2 separate regions of the Homo sapiens genome follow, and region 1 is linked to region 2. Evidence: chromatin contacts called from ENCODE Hi-C data. All regions are on one chromosome and are shown on one strand. Each heading gives the region's core, a stretch centred on a gene start or an enhancer-like site at or near the end of the contact. The rest is flanking DNA. Distances are from core to core; before and after follow the strand shown.

Evidence for each region. A loop is a pair of places that touch in the nucleus more often than their neighbours do. Pooled maps may share reads with other maps.
Region 1: a loop to region 2 is called in a map of ascending aorta, with 1.9 times the contacts of the local background. The contact joins two enhancer-like sites. A Hi-C loop is called at or near these places in 3 of 168 maps with a recorded cell type or tissue (aorta, ascending aorta and chondrocyte) and 3 of 50 pooled maps.

Annotation. Positions count from the first base shown.
Region 1 is chr13:109,451,177-109,457,887 of GRCh38, reverse strand. No RefSeq gene overlaps it. Among named protein-coding and RNA genes, the nearest start is that of LINC00399, 54 kb to the right of the region's middle. RefSeq lists an enhancer at 2,960-3,235. Within about 2 kb of position 3,572, at least 2 of the 41 ENCODE cell types and tissues checked have a DNase peak (open chromatin) inside an H3K27ac peak, as active enhancers do; they include ascending aorta, where a contact is called at or near this core.
Region 2 is chr13:109,238,720-109,245,690 of GRCh38, reverse strand. No RefSeq gene overlaps it. Among named protein-coding and RNA genes, the nearest start is that of LINC03061, 23 kb to the left of the region's middle. Within about 2 kb of position 2,195, at least 12 of the 41 ENCODE cell types and tissues checked have a DNase peak (open chromatin) inside an H3K27ac peak, as active enhancers do; they include ascending aorta, where a contact is called at or near this core.

The sequences.
Region 1 (6,711 bases), core at 2,323-4,822, 210 kb before region 2:
AGAATTGGGTTTAGGTAAAGGCACATGGTCCAATTGTTACTAGTTACCTGTTACAGAACAGGTTTGCTGGGAGATTTGGGAAATATTTCTTTGCTCTTACAAAAATCCCTAAAGGAAGTCAAAGATAATGATTGTCATGCCTGTGATGCTTGAAATCATGTCAGTTACCTGGTACTATGAGGTATAGTGAAAAGTGCAAGAAAGAAATGCAACAGTAGGGATAGGACCTGGGTTCTTCTTGACCTTGAAGAACTTATTAGACTGTTGAGCTATGGCTTTCATAGCAGGAATGAGAACCAACAGTATAGACCAATGAGCTGGATTTGAATCATTCCCACTTCAGAAGACTCCAGAAGACCCCACAGATCACTCCCCCGGTGGGGAGGCACCACTAAATCCTGATGGTAGAACATACTGAGGGGAACCCCAAGATCCTGTTAGGGATTTTGAGAGTTCAGAACTACTTCCATAATAATATTGAGGCGTCATTTGCCTTTTCACTTTCTTTGTCTCATGAGAGCACAGATGGAGCTTCCCAAGACTGTATGACTTGTGATAGCAAAACACATGAAATATAGAATCAGGTCTAAGAATTCAGCTTTCTTCTATTCAGCCAGACATCTAAGCGATTTTGGAAGTTGCCCGATATCTGGCTGAATTTCCCTCGCTATCAGACAATGCCATTCTGTTGTAAATGTTTTTGGTTTTGAGTTATTTCTTAATAAATATGTTATTTGTGTTACCATGTGATGGGTTTGTTATCAACTGTAAATAAGTTAATAACTATTTAAAATTTTTTTCTAAGCCCTAATTTCTAATACAATAAATGTCAGTAGATATAGCCTACATGAACAAAAGCTTTGTGGAGTCCTCAATAATTTTTTAAGAAGGTAAAGGGATCCTGAGATCAAATTACTTGAGAACTGCAGACAAAGACATATACTTTTTAAATGAAAAAAAAATCTTAGAGGTGATTGATAACAGCTCAAAACCTTCATTTAACAAAAAATTCAGCACCACAATGAAGGCATTGGTACAAGTTCCCATGGCCACTACTGCTGTGTGGGATCCCAGCTGTCTGCTGCAAATTTCCATTCTCTCTTCCTCCATGTCCCCTTCCTGTTTGTTGCAAAGGCATTGGCTTTTGTAGTCTGCTGTAGTCTGGGGTGGCACTGGCAGAATTTTGTCGAATATTCTGAGCATTTCTGGAATCTGCTATGTCTTTGCCCTGACATGTAAGGATCATTGCTGTTTCTAATGACCTTGAAATCTACAGGGATGCTGATAATTGACTTGATTTCCCTTGCATTCTCAGAATTTGATGATGATGGTCTTTTCACTAAACTTTAGCTTCTAGATCTGACCCAGTTCTATTTCAAACATTTGAGGATGCTTCAAAGATGACAGCTTTGAAAAGAAAGGAAGGCATGTAATTGCTAGTCATGGCTTCTTTCTGGAACTAAAATTGACCTGCAACTAGCATCATTACAAAATTTGTATTAATTTGTTTCTAGTACATTGAGCTGTAATTTGGATAATGAGTTGCCTGCTATTAACTAAACTAATTAATGTGATTATTATATTTAGTCAAAAATACCTTTTAATTTCATAACACTGTGATTTCCTATAGATTTGGAAGAAAAGAAAGAAGAAAATGAGTAACACATAGAAAAAGCATTAGAAGGGAAAATGCTAGGCCCCAAACACCAGTCCTTTGATTCCTTTACTAGACTTATGCATAGATACCCTGGTAACCCTCCATTCTCCTTCTAATCATCTGTTCAGCACTGTATCAAGAATATAGTAGATATTCAAGAAATATTTTTGAGAGAATAAACAAATGCTTGTGGCAGGCAGAATAATGGTCCCCCTCTCCAAAGAGGTCCACATCCTGATCTCCAGAACTTGTGTATGTTCTACCTTAGTGGCAAATGGATTTTACTGATGTGATTAAGTTAAAAGCTAAAGATCTTGAGATGGAGAGAGTATCCTCGGTTATCCAGGTGGAACCAAGGTCACCACAAGGGTCATCATCGGAGGGAGAAGAAGGCAGGAGGTGAGAGTCTGGGGGAGACTTGGGATGGAAGAGGTCACGGTGATGTGATCACAGAATGTGAATTAAGCAATGTGAGGAGGACTCCATTTGCTGTTGCTGGCTTTCAAGATGGAGAAAGGGACCATAGCCATTCTCAAATTTCATGTTTCAGAGTATGGACAAGAGATAGGATTTGATTCAAGATTCAGAAAGAAGAAAATGTTTCAATTATGAGACCATTGCATGCAAGTCTAAGAAACATTATACATCAACTTCTTTGAAGTATCTCCTGGAACAGTGTTTGGAAAAGACAAAATACTAGACAGGACATAAAAATTATTGTATTTCCATTGCTCTAATTTTTTTTGAACTGTCATTTCTGCAGCACACTAAAATGTGATTTAGACACCATTTAGTAGCTTTTCTTTTTTGTAATGTATTCCTTCAGAATCTTCACTCCTCTTTCTTGGATTGTAACTCTTTGACTAGGTAAACTTGTGCTTCCGAGAGTTCTTTATGAAGGGCCAGGGACAGTGGCTCAGTCCTGTAATTCCAGCACTTTGGGAGGCCAAGATGGGAGGATCGCTTGAGACCAGGAGTTCAAGACTAACCTTGCCAACACAGCAAGACCCTATCATGTCTATTAAAAAAAATAAGAAAGAGTTCTTTATGAAACATAATGATTTCCTTTAATAAGAAATACTTTGTAAAGTAGAAGGCATAAAAGTCTTCCCAATTTATGTGTTTAAAAAATTATTAAAGGACACTATATCTTTTTATTTCCAAGATAATTTGTATAGATCAAATTCTATACATGATTTTGGAGACTCCATTTAATTGTGAAATCTGTATTATTGTAAATGCTCCCTTTAAATTGCCAAGGACAGTATATTACTAAAACCCCCCTTTTTTTCCTTATAGTCATATAGATGTGCTGCTCTATAACTAGATTTGGAAAAATGTTACAATTCTTCCTCTTCTGGAAAAAAAGTATTTTCCTTTATTATCCTTTAGTGTCTAAAAATAGGCTGGAATTAAATGTCATGTACCTTTGGAATTCATTTTATAAATACACTTGGTAACTAGGAAACTCACATTGTCATTATTTATAATCTAGGAATTCTTTCCATGGTAACTGTTAGAAGGTCACAATTATTGAGTCACAACAGTGGCTAAGAGGCTATTTAAGAATTCACCAAAATAAGGCGATTGACAGGAGGAGGTAATGTCTGCTTTTCTGATCACCCAAATTAACGAGGTGAGGTCTTACGTTGAAGCAGTGGCTGCATCTTCAGTTCAGTTACATCTTTCCTGCCATGGCCCTTCTTTCAGCCAAGCAATCATGCCAGCATTACCAACCTTTTCTCTCACAGCCCTTGGAGACTCAGTGCCATGAACTTGGATACCATTTATAGTGTTTTCTCTGTCTTGTGACATCATGTGTAGGTTGATTATATTGGCACACAATAGGGTTTCCAAAGCCCAGGATTCAGCTGAGAAGTGGGAGGCAGCCTCTGTCTGGGACTGAGTCTCACACAAGCTCACAGAAAGCTCTCACCGTGTCCCAGAGCCATGCTTGGGGGAGCCTGGGAACAGGCTTGCAGGAGCAGGTCCTTGGTAGCCACCTCTTACTAAGTCTCACAGCAGTGGAGGTTGGCTCTTAAGCAGCCACATAAATATACTTGAAACACCTTCATTTGTTCATTATAATAAACAAGACCTCCTGTCACTAAGCCGGACATCTTATTAATACGTACAGTGCCAGCCTCTGCCCTAACACCTCCAAGACATTGAGAGAATGTTGAATGGACTATGTGGTAATAGAGACAGCAGCTTAATGGAGGCCAGATACCCAAACATGAGCTAAGAGTTTGGCTTTACTCATTATCAGATCTGTGAAACAGGATGTGACCCCAGATTTTAAAGAGTATTTTGCAGTAGTATGCAGAAACATTGGTGTAATCAAACATACACACATATGTAATGTGAATTAAGCATTTTGAGAGTAAAAGTCGTTAAACCTGTAATCAATGCCAAAAAAACCCGTACAACTTCAGAAACATTTCTTGGGGTGAATTACATGGCCCATGAGCTTCTTGCTTAGATTAACTCACCATAATTCAATAGCATCAGCAGTAGCTACCAGGCCCAGCTTGACCCCACTACAGTTTATTATTTAAAGGATACGAATAAGCAGTTCAAACATACACCAATATGAAGAAAAAGAAAGAAGCATAATCTCATGCATAATTAAATCACAAATCGAAATGAGATGCTATTTTTTAAAACCTATCAGATTGGCAAAGATTGGAAAGTTGATCTTTCACACTGTGCACAGGATGTGGGCCAACAGATGGTCTCATTTGCTGTTGGTGTGAGTGTAAGTTGGTGGAATCTCTTTGGAGAGCATTTTTCCAATGTCTGTCAAAATGCAATGCATATTTACTTTGGTCTTCCAATTTTACTTTGGGAAATTTACCTTACAGGTATATTACTATGTCTACATGAAGGCCTGCACCGAATTTTCCTTGTAGCATTATTTAAAATACTGAAAGAAACTGAAAACAGCATAAATGTCCATCAATAGGTGTACTAATCTGTTTTCATGCTGCTGACAAAGACATGCCCAAGAGTGGGAAGAACAATAGGTGTAATGGACTTACAGTTCCACGTGGCTGGGGAGGTCTCACAATCATGGCAGAAGGTAAAAGGCACTTCTTACATGGTGGCGGCAAGAAAGAATGAGAGCTTGTGCAGGGAAACTCCCGTTTTTAAAACCATCAGATCTTGTGAGACTTATTCACTATCATGAGAACAGTTGGGAAAGACCTGACCCCATGATTCAATTACCTCATGCTGGGTCCCTCCCACAACAAATGGGAATTCAATATGAGATTTCAGTGGGGACACAACCAAACCATATCAATGGGAAACTTATTAATTAAATTATGGTGCATGTAGAAAGAATAATTTATAGGTTTTTTTAAAATGTGATAGCTACATTTGTGCTAATATAAAAATTTATTCAGTATATTTTGTTACTTTTTAAAAATTGCACAAGAATGCAAAAATATATTTCCATTTGTATGAAAAAAAAGCAGAAAAACTGCACATTTGAATGTTTAGAACTAGAAAATTTTGAAACATACAGAAGAAAACTATTAATTTTTTTTCTTTCTAAAGATGATGAGTATTGATCCAGAAGAAAAATTTCTGTTTCATTATAGTTCTGCTTTACTCCTTGGGAAAAAATGTACAGTTTACATGTATTTATTTTCATTATAATTAGAAAGTAATTATTAAAAATTGCCTATTTACTGTTGAAGCAAGCCAGGGTATAACTGAAAGACTAGCACAAATAGGAGACAAATTTCAAAAACTGTACATCTTGACTCAGCATTATTACTTTCAATAGATAAAGAAAATTATTTGAGGTGTCTGTAGAGATACAGCTATAGAGCTATATGTATGTCCACTGAAGATTTACTTTTTATGACAAATTCATTTTACAAAAAAACAAGAAGATAACTTTTGAATGTGATAAAGTAACTGGTACCAGACTAGCCCCCTTGGTGTAAGTAACTACAAAACTACACAAAATATAGGAAGCAACTATTTTCAGGTGTCAGACAAGAAGCAGAGGATTGTGTTCCTGGAGAGAAGAGAAATGCACACAGTTTGCCCCATAATCCTCCCGGTGTTCTGCTATAGGCCCTTTGTGGACCAAGAGGCAGGAATGTGGAGCCCAAGTGAGGCAGGATTGGAGGCTTCTGGAGTGGCTGGAATTCTAGTGCAGCACGCTGGAGAGGAGAAAGCTGTGCAGTGAAGAGACAAAAAAAAAAATGTGCAGGGTTTTCTCAAGTCTTTAGCCAAGTGCTAAGCTGTGCATGTGTAGGTAGGGTGGAATCCCTGGGGCCTGGAAAAGCACAGCTCTGGGAAGTTGTAAGCTGCAGGGGATGCTGGCACCACAGGGTGCTGGAAGACGGAAATTCCAGCCAGCCAGAGAGAAGATACCTCCCAGAATATCCAGGGCATTTAATCACAACCCAAGAGAGACCACATTTTAGGAGATGGGCTACTCTAGTTCTACCCAAACAAATTTCAGAGCAAAGAGTAAAAGGACAAAGGCACTAGGAAATATCAAAAATTAGGGATTTGGCTGCACCAGTTATGGTTATTCATATAACATATTACTAGAAAAACATTAAAAAATTATACTAAATAAATGTGTGTGTGTGTGGAGAGAGAAAGATCTAGAAAGATATAATCTGAAATGCTAATAATATTTATATACATATTTTCTATACAATCACATATAAGAAATTTCAAAAAACACTCCTTTTTTGCTTTAGGGTCTTCAAAAATGTTATTATTTCTTCTTGGAATGTTGTGTCCTCATTAGTTATTAGCAAATGCACATTCAAACCATAATGAGATACAACTCCACAACCACTAAAGTAGCTAAAGTTGAAAAGACCATTAACAGTGAATGACTGTGAGACTGTTGATTCCCCCAAATGCTCATGCACGCCTGGCAAGAGCATCAAAGGGTATAGCCACTGTGGAAAGTGGTTTGGTAGCTGCTTAACAGGTCGAACACACACCTACTCTGTGATCCAACCATTGCACTCCCAAAAGCAATGAAATACATGGTCACAACGAGATATATGAAAAGA
Region 2 (6,971 bases), core at 946-3,445:
TGATACATATTGATGTACCTCACATGGTCTAGAGGTGGGGAAAAGATATGTGTTGGAAAATCACCAGAGAAGGAGACAGTCAAATTGTTTTTAAATAGTAAACAAAATCAAATATAGGTGAGGAAGAGGTGGTAAGAAGCAAAGTGCAAAACTAGGGAGAACCTGATACCACCCTCCAATAGATGGTTTTCTAAGAGAGAAAAGAATTTATTTAAAATCCATGAACATAAGAAAATAAAGAGAGTCACACATGGCCTTATATTATTGTCAGGTAAAAAGGATGATAGGAGACATAGTTCACATTAATTCAAAGTGACATTTCCTATTTGAAATAAGAAAGATCATTTTGAATTAATGATATTATGCAGCAGACGATGGCTACTTGTATGGGCAGTTAGGAAGAAGAAGAAAGGGAAGGGAACGGAGGAAGAGAAGTGGGAGAAAGATGAAGAAAGAAAATGAGAAGGGGGAGGCAGTAAACTCAGCTCAATTTCAATCAGAACAATGAAACTATTTCATAATTATAAGAACTGTTTTCCATGAGAGTGAACTTTCCCACAGACCCTTCTCCAATCCATGTGGCGACATTGAGTTTGCTCTCCGTAGCCTTGCCCGTCTACAGACTCATTCCCCAAATACCACCTGCCATGTGTTAGGCTGTCAGGTAAGTGTTACCTACTCACTCCATCATGCTTCTGCTTCTTTAAGACTTTGCAGATTTTCCCTTAGCACAGAGCTGGACCCTCTGCAATAAAATAAGTTCCCATTTATTGCCAACATTCTTCTCCTTACTCACTTTGCTATAACCATTCGTAACCGTAACAGATTTTCTCTTTCTTCTTGACAGATGAATTCTTTTTGCTTTTCTGATGTTGGTTTATATGACGGTTGTTGTGTGCTTACTCCTTTTATAGAAGCGGGAACAGAAGGGAGCAGGGGAAAGCGTTGTAGGAAAGAAACCCCCAAGAGTGCATAATAACCCGCCAACCTTCCCTTTCTCTCCCTCCTCTTTTAATGGTCCTGGTCTCCTGGCATCTACAGCCCAGAGAAAATGCAAACACATGACACTGGGCCTTACTGACTTACAAAAAATCCCAGGGAGTCGCAGTGCAATAATAGGTCTTATTATTCCTTAACATTTAATAAAGCCTGCAGTGATAGATGCTGAAAATAAAATAAGCTGGTGTGGTATCTGCTTTTTGAAAAGCTGAAATTCAAAAGACAGACCAGTGTAGGCAAATCATACAGATGGACAAAGAATTGAAGAAAATAGGAAGGAAGGGGATAGAGACAGATGGCTGACTCCATGGATTTTTTTTTTCCCCTCCAAGATAATTCTCCTGGCTAAGGACCCCAGGACACTCCAGAAAGATTTTTTTCTTTTCATTTTTCTTTTCTTTTTTGTTTCATTTGCTTGTTTGTATTTAATCAAGGTTTGCTGTAAACAGTGAAGCCAAGCTTCTCTTAATCACGCTTGCCATTAAGGGCTTTAAATACAAAACTCCTACTTAAAATTACAATTATACTTTGATGAAAAAATTTCCCAGCCCACTCCATTTTACATTTTTCCCATTGGTTTTCTAAAATAGGACTGGAAAGTGCTAATAGAGTGTTTTGGAACTCAGAGTTCTTTGTGGTTTCATAGTCTCAAAAAAACCGGTCCTCCTTATTGCCTTATCACCACTAATCAGGGCTTATGTGTGACTTGAAAATTAGAACTTTCACACATGGCAGGCAGGAGACACAGAGGCACAGTCTCATGAAGAGATACCTAAGCATTGATGTGACTGCTAAGGACAGCATATTCCCCTGAACCCGTGTGGTTCTGGAAGCCCTCCAAGTTATTAATAGCGACAGTGACAGGGCTGTACATTCTATTGTTTCCTCATCGACGAGAACGGAATGTTAGGTGGTGGGGATTGTGGCATGGAAAGTATGTGAGCTGGCTGTGTTGCATTTCATTTTCTCCTTTCGAGGGCTTTCTGTCCTTTGTGCTTTTTACTGCTGCTCGTGGCAAACGCCTTAGTGGATGATGAACAAGAAATGACCTCATGGAAACAGTGTGGTGGTGACCCACAGCTGATTTAAAATAAGGTGGACAGATTTTGATCACCCTCCCAATGTATACAGCAGGAAAGAGAGACCTGGTTTCACTAGAGTTGGGTTGATCCAGTCCTCCTATGCTGAGTCATTGGATTAAAATGCATGTCATGTCCTAGGCTAGCCTCGGATTTCCATCTGGTCAAAAAGAAAGCATTTTTGTTGCTACTGGGTTTGGGATTAGTGCAAAAAGGGGAGTTCAGATCTGGATGAACCAGGCCCACTTGTCCTCTCAGATAAAGCCAGGGGAGGAGCACAGAAACACACTTGGTACCCTGAGATGAGATTAAATGCGGAGGTGGATGAAAACCACCAAAGGTAGCTTAAAAAACATCTGAGCTCGCACAAAATAATTCACTCCTTCATTAGTTGTTAATGCATTTCTCTAATTGCTTATTCAAAAGGACATTATTTCTTCTTTGGTGTCCCGCATACACAGTTTTAAAATGCTTGCAGACGTTTTACCTGGCTCTTTGCATTAAATTATCTCATCAGTCGTAATTGATCTTCACTTCTCCGAAGTTTTCATGGCACATGGCAAACTGGGATGTACCCTTCCTCCTCCTCTGTGTTCTATCAGTTATTTAATCTCATCTCCAAGCAACATGTTCTCGTAATGGCTAGATTTTGGTCTAGAACAATAGCCTTACTGCTATTATTCTTTTACTCAACAGTCCAGATTGTTACGTACCCATGATCTGGAGCTCTGGACTTCTTGGTTTTGTGAACCGCAGGACTCTTGCAAGTCTACTGTGTTAGTCCGTTTTCACACTGTATTATAAATAAATACCTGAGACTGGGTAATTTATAAAGAAAAGAGGTTTAATTGACTCAGAATTTCACACTGTTGGAGAAGCCTCAGGAAACTTACAATTGCGGAGGAAGGTGAGAGAGGAGCAAAGGCACGTCTTACATGGTAGCAGGTGAGAGAGAGAGACAGCAAATGAGTAAAGGGAGAAGAGCTGCTTATAAGACCATCAGATCTCATGAGAACTCACTCAGTATCATGAAAATAGCATGGGGGAACTGCCCCCATGATCCAATCACCACCTGCCCACCAGGTCTCTCCCTCAACACATGGGGATTATGGGGATTACAATTTGAGATGATGTTTGGGTGGGGACACAGAGCCAAACTATATAATCTACCATGTCATAAGTGCTCAAAATATGGATTAATTGATTGCAACAAGAAGCCACGTTTTTCCTTTGCAATTTATCAGTTAGCAACTCATTCACTTTGAATATTTTTTTTTCTTTTCTCAGAATAATCAGAGGGAAAAGGTCATTATAGATGAAACAAGTACATAACAAATAAACTTGAAAAAAGTGACACTATCTGTCTAATTAGAATGGCTTTAATGGCAGTCTGTATTTAAAATGTGCAATGCAGCAGCATCTAAGGGCCTTTTTAATTGATTTGATTTCATGATTTTCCTAGATTTTATAAAGACTCATAAACCAATGTCTTAAATTTCATTTTACAGTTATTGCCTTAATTTTAGATTTCAAAGTATCTTTTGACACCTTCACTGGTGTGCTCTATCCTGGAAGAAATATGCATTCACAGATTCCATACCTCCCCCTTAATTCCCCACTTGGTCAGATTAGATGTTCATTTCTATTATATCATCTTTTAAGCCTTACTTACATTTTTAAGAAGATACTATTTTGACTTTGATAAATTCTGGCACTCTGAATTCATTGTGTTTCTTTGTCTTTTTCCTTAGGCTTGCCCTAGGCAAGGTCTAACACTGTCAAATCATTAGAGGGAGGGCTTTATTCCCAATTTCAAATCATTTTTATTGTCATCATTCAAAAAGAAATGGCTGTCTAGGGGATAAGTGTCAGTGCGTACTTTGAAGATGATGGGCATATGTTTCTATCTCAGCTGATTCTTGAAGTCACTTTTCTGGTATTTTTTTCTGTAAACTTATGTATATATTCATAAAATTTACTATTTTACTTTGAGTAAGTTTCATTCTTCCCTCTGATTAGAGACTTGTCTTCTCTATCTTTTATACTTTCTGATTGGGACAAAACAATCTTTTGGCTATTCTATCTCATTTTTTCAAAAGCATCAATTATCCTCTTATGATCCCCTTATGATAAGATCATAACATTTTAAAGCTATTGTTTAGAAATGTACTACACAGCCTTTCACCTCCTTGTCCCCAACTGTCTCTCTTACTCTTTCTCTCTTTCCAAAAATAGCAAGCTAACTACTAAGCCAAAAGCCACATCCAGATTCCTATGGCTCCTGTCCACGTTCACTATGGATGAATGCGTATCAGACTTCTTTGCTCATCATGATGACTGGCCTATTAATTTTATCTTTTCCTGAAGTAAAATAGGAGAGCAAATGGGATGCATATTTATTCTTTTGTCTTCTTTACCTCAGGGCTGTCTTAAATCACTTAAGAAAAGCAAAAGTTAAGTATTTTGCTATTAGAGAGCCATAAATAGTTAAGTAACAAAGTAGTAGTAACTCTAGATAGAATAATGATAATTAATGTTTGCACAGTTTGCTACTTTCACCTGTACCATTTCATTTACTATGCATTTTTACTTCCTATGGCAGATATAAATATTACCCTTCATTTATTGTTGGGCATACTGAGGGTCATGTCAGTGCAATAAATATTTCATGCGCAAACACTCAGCATATGGGAAGGAAATTATACCATGTTCTGACGTAAAATTCTATTTCAGATGTTTGTTTTCTCCTTTCCCTTTTCTTCCTTCTTTTTAAAATACAATTTAAGTTTCACCACCTTTTCATAAGTGAGTATCTACTCACATTTACTATGATTTCTTGTGTGTTCGAAGAATTCTGGTATCCTCCCTTTTAATCAACATTGCTCCTAAATTGCCTACTCATGTTTTAATTCCTGCCTCTTTGTTATTTAGTTGGATTAGATTTTCAGTTTTTAATTTTTTTCTCTACTTGCTTGAAATGTAAACTGTCAATATCAGTTATTTTGTGTTCCTCATAAAAATTTAATATGAAGAGTCCTCGGTTTGGCCAATGGGAGCCGTTTCAAGCCAGCTCCTGTTTTCTGATGTCATGACTACTTCCTTGCTTTCTGATTCAACAAGCTATTCCAGGCTTACCACATATTCTTTCTGCTCCAGAGGTGAAATCCACCATTTAGCAACCTAGCTCTGTGTGCGAGGTGCATGCACTGCTGCTGGGGTTTGTGATTTCCAGGTGCGTTCAGAGGCTAGAGCAAGGGATGTTTTTATGCCTTATTCTGAAACCTTCAAATCAAATCTGAAACCACGGGCTTCTTCCTCATCTTTCCTCATTCTATATTTGTATCTCCCTTCTCCTACAGTGAGAATGGAGATACCTAACATCAACATAGAAACTCATTTGTTCAACCCTGAAATAGATACAAAATAGCTTCAGAATAATTTTAATAATACCATGGTGTCAACAGAGTGGCTAAGTTCAAGATTTCTTTAAACTATATTCTAGTAAAGATGTATAGTTAGAATACTTGTTCAAAAGCTACTTGAATTAATTTTTTTATTATATGTGATATGGTTAGTAATTTGATTTAAATCTTGGTTCACTTCCATCAGTTTTTATTTAGTTTTAGAGTTTACTTATTATTTTGATTAACTTGTACTTTTTAATATATAAGGCATTTAGATGCATCAAAAGTCAAAAATTATGTAAGAAAAGATACTCAGATTTCTTATTCCCAATTCTATTACTTCCACCCCATTTTCACTGATCGTCTATAATATTTCATGAGGTTTGAATATATAGTCTTTTTAGTTTTCCTTTTTTCTGACATAAAGTATAGCATATGTCATATATTCTTTTCCAATTTCCTTTTTTTCAATAAACAATGGATGTTTGAAATCACTCCCTATCAAGCTGTAGGATCTTCCTTTCTTCTTTTTAAACAGATGCATGTAGTACAACACTGTGTGGAGATATCATAGTTTATTCCATCAGTTTCCTATTATTGAATATTGTCACCAATATTTTGCTGTTGCAGATAATGCTGCAATGGTTGACCATGTGCATATGTTGTTTTAGATTTGAAAAGGTGCCCTTCAACATAAATGAGTAGAAATGAGATTGCAGGGTCAAGGGCACATGTAATTTTGTTAGATGTGACGAAATTGCCTTACATAGTATTTGTAGCATTTTGTGTTGGCCATCAGAACATGTTAGTGAACTTTTGAATGTTTATAAATCTGAAAGGTAAGAAATTGGTGTCTTTTATATTCTTAAATTTGAAGCAACGGTAGTAACAACAGCACGTTCCTGTCTAGAGACCAATTCTCTCTTTCTTCAGAAAGTAGACCCAGCATTTCATGAGCCTTGTAGTGTACCTGCAGATGGCTTTTATTCTTCTTCCATTTAAATCACAACATGATTCAATATCCTACAACCTATGAATTTGATTGTAAATATTACTGACACTTAGACTTACTATACATCTACATAAAAGGAGTACAGGAAAGAAAATAGAAAAAATAAGGAAAACTGTAGTTTTCCAATTTGTGTTCCAGTATTTATTCATCTATCTACTAGTCATCATCTATCTTTCAGTCCTCTATTTTATCCTCCTATATGTTTTGCTCTGTATTCCTCCTTATGTGCATATATGTACACACAAATAGTAAAACAAGCAAACTATATGGATAGCAGCTTCCGTTCTTGTTTTGAGCTAATGTGGCACTTCTGCACTGGTGTTTATGACTTGCTTTTTCCATGATCTCTTCCATGTTCCTTTGCTCTGGGCAAAGAGGATTCTTCCCTTGTGAAGCACCCCAACCTAAATTATTGCAGACCTACTGTACTCTGTTATTTAATTTACACTACAGGACATGTGTTTAGTAGGATATAAA